Regions from separate parts of the Homo sapiens genome. Here region 1 is linked to region 2. The links are chromatin contacts, found by Hi-C in ENCODE. All regions are on one chromosome and are shown on one strand. Each heading gives the region's core, a stretch centred on a gene start or an enhancer-like site at or near the end of the contact. The rest is flanking DNA. Distances are from core to core; before and after follow the strand shown. Region 1 has its middle 46 kb from the start of PDK4. Region 2 holds the start of ASB4 (ankyrin repeat and SOCS box containing 4).

Region 1 (3,014 bases), core at 17-2,516, 64 kb after region 2:
CAAGGTCTAGTTACTAATTATCAAAATTGCTGCTGAAATCTGGACTTCTCAAATCTGTATTTCATGTTTTGAGTTTTTTGTTACCAGTAGCTTGACTAAGTATTAGATTAAGCATTAACTGTGTTGCTTCATTCATTTTTTAACTCTTATTTATAGCAAACCTGACATGGAAAATATAATGATGCTAATTCCTTTACATGCTTTAATTTATTTAATTCTTACTATAACCCTATGAGGAAAATACTATTATTTTTATTTTATGGACGATTAAACTGTAGTATAGACAGATTATGCAATTGCCTAGGATCTCACAGGTAATTAAAGGTAGAGGCAGGATTCAAACTCAATCACTTGCATACCAATGCCTGTGTGTTTTGCTTTGTTTTAAAACCATTATGCTATCCTGTTTCTTATGACAAAATTAATTTTGGACATGTTGATTTTGAGGGGCTTATGGGATAGCAGGATGGGGATGTCCAGTAAATCCCTGACACTTAGGAGAGAGTTACGGGAGGATGGGGATATAGAAAGAGAGTGCACTTGATAACTACAGTGCTAGACCATATTAAGAAAGTGGTTAAAGTGCCTGAAATATTGGAAGATGGAGGAATTTCACTAGATTCCATTCCAGAAAGTTCCATAGGAGACTCCATTTTTTTTTTTTTGAGATGGAGTCTCGCCCTGTCGCCCAGGCTGCAGTGCAGTGGTGCGATCTCCACTCACTGCAAGCTCCGCCTCCCGGGTTCACCCCATTCTCCTGCCTCAGCCTCCCTAGTAGCTGGGACTACAGGTGCCCGCCATCACGCCCGGCTAATTTTTTTGTATTTTTAGTAGAGACAGGGTTTCACCGTGTTCGCCAGGATGGTCTCGATCTCCTGACTTCGTGATCCGCCCGCCTTGGGCTCCCAAAGTGCTGGGATTATAGGCGTGAGCCACCGCGCCCGGCCGAGACTCCATTTTTAAAATGGATTTACGTTGTTCACAAGAACAGGTCTGTAATGATGAAATCTTACAGTCTGTTTTTAAGATACTCTAAAATATTTTGGTTGCTGTTTGTTATTAGACTCTGACAGGTGGACCTAGGTTGCCTGCCCAGAGGGTCTAGGAGCTCACAATTTCTCTAAAGACCCCTTTTCTGTTTACTGGAAACCCTAGGAGCTTCCTTAGGGGCTTGTCAGGCCAAGCTGACTAATCCTTCCTTCTGCTCAAATTTCACTCTTCTGAAAAGGGAGTTTGACGAGCAGGGAGTGAGTCACTAGCTCCAAGATGGCAGCAAGGAGCACTGGTGTTAATCTGTGTTATCTTAGTTCCCACAGGGTGAGTAATCATGCCTGGCCAAATCTCACTGGGCAAAACAGGTGCAAGTTTCCAAAGGAAGGCTTTGTGACCATAATAGGAGGTTAGCTGAAATCCAACCTGTATTTACTCCTTGCAACAGAATACTTTATGAACCATGGTTTACAGGAACATCCAGGTTCCCTAAAAATTTATCTCTTCCATGATGATGGAAACACAGCAACGTACACAGACTGGACCTGGGGACTATCTTAGCTTCTGAAGACTTGCACAGCAGGTCTAAAAGTCCAAGGCTGCCTCCTGACACTCCAGAGAGGAACTATGTGACACAGAGAGACTAAGCCAGGCCCTGCCCACAGGGTTGCACACACAAACATGTTTTCCAAGCCCTTTATACACTCAGCAGGGAACACGCCGTTCTCTCTGGGAGGTTGCCAGAAACTTATAAGAGAGTCTGATCAGTGCCAAGAATAGACAAGCAAGGCTTCTCTCCTGTCTCGGAAGGGGACACTGTGTGGTGCTGAGTTATTACCGCCCCTCTGTGCTCCTCTAGCCTTCAAAAGCAAACCTGAAACTGTTTCCCTGCACTTCTTAATCTCTTGATCAGTCGAAAAATTATTGCTGGAGCTCGCTATACCTCTTTGGGCACCTGTAATCTTGTTGTCCAAACCCAAATGCAAATATGTTCCCTCTGCTTGCATTTGTTTTGCATCTCAGAGACTCAGGCCGTGGATCTTTGAGGTAGAACCCAAGGAAAATAGTCAACAACTTTGTCCATTTGCCCAGGAAGAGTCTGAGTTGTTGCTGTTCCTCATTAGTCCTCTGCTTTAGCTTCAGCAAGGACGGCAAAGGTTACTTGAAATTCAGCCAGTGCAGGCAATGTTGAGAAAAAACTTGACTCTTCTCTTCCATGTACAGGATGTCTTTCCAACCCCTTCCCCAAAGTTTTCTTAAATCCTTGGTGTCTTCAACTTGGCCCCAGCTCTAAAATTAAATATTTACCATGTTTTTTCCTCTATAATAATACTGGGAAGAATCAACCATGCGTTTTTAAATAAAAGTCTCGCTTTTGTCACGCAGGCTGGAGTGCAATGGTGTGATCTTGGCTCACTGCAACCTCCAACTACCAGGTTCAAGCAATTCTCCTGCCTCAGCCTCCCGAATAGCTGGGACTACAAGCGCATGCCACCATGCCAGGCTCATTTTTGAATTTTTAGTAGACACACGGTTTTGCCTTATTGGCCAGGCTGGTCTCAAACTCCTCACCTCGGGACATCCACTCGGCTTGGCCTCCCTAAATGCTGGGATTACAAGCATGAGCCACTGCGCCTGACCAGTTTTTAAATAAAGCACTTTAAATGAGTTATTCACATATCCCTTGTATTTATATAGGGTACAGCTTTTTGTTTTAAAGCTGTTTGAATAGTTCTCCAAGTTTCTGAGACTCAACTGCTTTTTTGGCTTATGAAATTGCCATTAATCAAGATGCATTCATAAGGTATCAATTCCCTGAAATGTAGGTATTTAGTCCATTCTATCTATCCATGCATCTATCCATCTGTCCAATACTTTTTGTTTAAAGTCCCTAGAATAACCAACCAGCCTTTATATGACTGAATTTGAGAACCTACGGCAATTAACATGATAAATGTCACACAGATCCTTATTGTTTATTAAGCAACTGAAAATAGAAAAGCTCAGGGGAAAATAATACTTGT
Region 2 (2,896 bases), core at 77-2,576:
AAGAATCAAATAGTATCATTGTAAGTTTTTAAAAATTCATGTTTTTAATTATTCTGCAGAAAGTTTGCACCAGTTTTGACTTCCACAAACGACATATAAAAATGCAATTTATTTGCATTCTCTTTAGAACTTGCTATTATAATTTTCCTAATTTTTAATGATTTTATGTAAGAAAAATTAAGTGTATACTTTTCTCTCCAACTTTTTATTTGAAAAATTTCAAACTTACAGAAAAGCTGAAAGAATAATGTAATGGATACCAATATATCCCTTACTAGATTCACCAAGTCTTTAAGTTTTTGCCACACTTGCTATCTCTCTGTTTCTATTTACACACACATATATATATGTGTGTATATATGTATATATGTGTATATATGTATATATGTGTGTGTATATATGTGTATATATGTATATATGTATATATATGTGTATATATGTATATATATGTATATACACATACACACACATCTATTTATCTGTCTGCATTTCTGAGCTATTTTTAAAGAAGTTTTAGACATCATGACAATTTATCCCTTAATGTATCACTTAAGAGTAAGAATTTTTTTTACATAACCACATTTATCATTACACTTCTATATTGTCAAGTAATATCTAGTCCACATTTATAGTTCCACAATACTGTCTTTTCTAGCTGATTAAAAAACAGGATTCAATAAAGTTCATTCACATGTTGCATTTAAATGTTTTATCTCTTCAGTTTCTTTTTTACCTAAAAGAGTCCCTGCCCCGGACCGTCTCCCCACCTCCTCCCTTCCCAGCTTTTCATATTAAAATTTTTCAAGTCTAGGTCACTTGAAAACCTCCTGTTTGTCTTCAGATATGTATGACAATGGTTGATTTTACAAGCTCATATTGCAAAATTATTACAGGTTTTTAGAAGCAAATGTATCCACAACTGTAACAGATTTTCATTTTTGGATATTGGCTTGTCAGAGCAAGACGCTGGATCTCCAGCCAGGCACCAGATGTTTTTATTGAGGGGAAAAAAAGAGCATTAAGAGCTTTTAAATCTTATATTATTACTTTGATCATATAAGAAATAATTGTGACATTTCATGCCTGGAAATGTATCACGGGGGCTTTCGTTCATATTGACACTATATATTACTGAATGGATCAGTTAATATATAACCAGTTTAAAGGACCTGAAAATGTAGTGACAGCCAAGAAGGATATTTTGAAGTTTGAAATGATCCCTATATAAATAGAACGGATCAGCATAACTTTGGGATAAAATTAGCCGACAGTTTGTGGACTCTCCAGCATGCGCCTGTTTGCTCGGTGCTGTTCTCTCGATAAATCACAACAAAGCTTCCAGAGGGAGAGGAAGGATGGACGGCACCACTGCCCCTGTCACTAAATCTGGAGCTGCCAAGTTAGTTAAGAGAAATTTCCTTGAGGCGCTAAAGTCCAATGACTTCGGAAAATTGAAGGCTATTTTGATCCAAAGGCAAATAGATGTGGACACTGTTTTTGAAGTCGAAGATGAGAATATGGTTTTGGCATCTTATAAACAAGGTAAAAACATATAGGTGTTATTGTAGAACTGTTAGAAAATGATTTAAAAAAATGCACAGTGTCAGTTATCCACTCTAAACAGTAGTTTTTATTGTTTCTTTAAGTATTCATTTAAAAAATATTTCTAAATTGATATTTTCTTTCTTTTTAAACTAAAACACATTGTGGGCTGATATATATGTATAAGTCGTGTCTCTCCTTTTCTTTTCCCACCCTTGGGCCTAGGACTTGAAATCCCAGACAATCATTTTTAGCAATGCACTCTCTCTGTTTTTAACTTTTCTTCTGACTATGATGATATAGAAGGAAGAAAACATTTTTAGATTATGGCTAAGCAGATTGTTGAAACCCTATCTTAGACAATGTACCTGGTTTAAGAACACGCTGCTAATTCTCCATTAACAGCTACTTAAAGATATATCCTCTCTATGTCCATGTGGATGAAAAAGAGGAATCTCCCCAACATTTGGAGGGTTAATAAATGGATAAAGCGGTGCCACAGGCACCTTCATGGTCTTCTTCATTTTAATGAGTTTTCAGTTCAGGCACAAAAGCTGAATTCAGCAAAACCAAAAAGTTAACTTTTTTCCTGGACTACAATAATTGTTCAAAATTGTAGATGTGTTTAATACAGAATATCTGTCTTATAACGACCTAAGGAAAACAAAAATTAGACCAATTTTTTTTTACCAAGGAATTTTCTGGAACCCATGCTTAATAAATCAGAAATGAATTAGAGTTCCACTGATTCTGATTTCCCAAATCAACTGGTTAATTGGGGGAACGTGAGTAGTTAGATCATCTGGCGAGCATACTGCAAACATGCTGCTCAACATCACTAATGTTTAATACAATATAGATGCTAAGGTCTTGTGTATAGCATTTAGAGACAGTCATTATTTTAATGTTTAAAAATGATTTCTGGCCATCTATAAATCATCAGTATAATACATTTCCAGATACAAATGCTAATGGTACAGTATATATTTCTTCATTAATTTACTGTCCTCCGATTGTCAGTTCTGAGGGACATATAGAAGAGCTCAGGCTAGTTACTATGTTTATGATTTTTACTCAAGGGCTTTATAATATTTTGGCATTAATGGCATTAATATTTTGATGGGAAGACAAAGAAGGGATCTATTTTTTAAAAAGTTTATGGGGTCTGTTAGAAAATTTGTATACTATATAATCAGATTGCTTTCATCTTATAATTTTGTTCAGTGATAGAATGTCTGAATGCTAAACTAATTTTTAAGATGTTTTTAAAAAGCTTATATTTGTGCCTAGGGTGAAATAACTCAGGTTCAAGTCAGTGGGTAAGTTATTTGACCCTGAGTTGCAAAGACTGTCT

The links. Hi-C counts contacts between places; a loop is a spot of excess contacts on that map.
Region 1: a map of heart right ventricle shows a loop between it and region 2 (4-fold over the local background). The contact joins the enhancer-like site here to the promoter of ASB4 in region 2. A Hi-C loop is called at or near these places in 3 of 168 maps with a recorded cell type or tissue (PC-9, heart right ventricle and posterior cingulate gyrus).

Annotation. Positions count from the first base shown.
Region 1 is chr7:95,548,650-95,551,663 of GRCh38, forward strand. It overlaps a transcript of ASB4 not described here. Among named protein-coding and RNA genes, the nearest start is that of PDK4, 46 kb to the right of the region's middle. Within about 2 kb of position 1,267, at least 18 of the 41 ENCODE cell types and tissues checked have a DNase peak (open chromatin) inside an H3K27ac peak, as active enhancers do; they include PC-9 and heart right ventricle, where a contact is called at or near this core.
Region 2 is chr7:95,484,617-95,487,512 of GRCh38, forward strand. It overlaps ASB4 (ankyrin repeat and SOCS box containing 4), which reads left to right and starts at 1,327. Exons shown (of 5, transcript NM_016116.3): 1 at 1,327-1,542. The coding sequence starts at 1,356.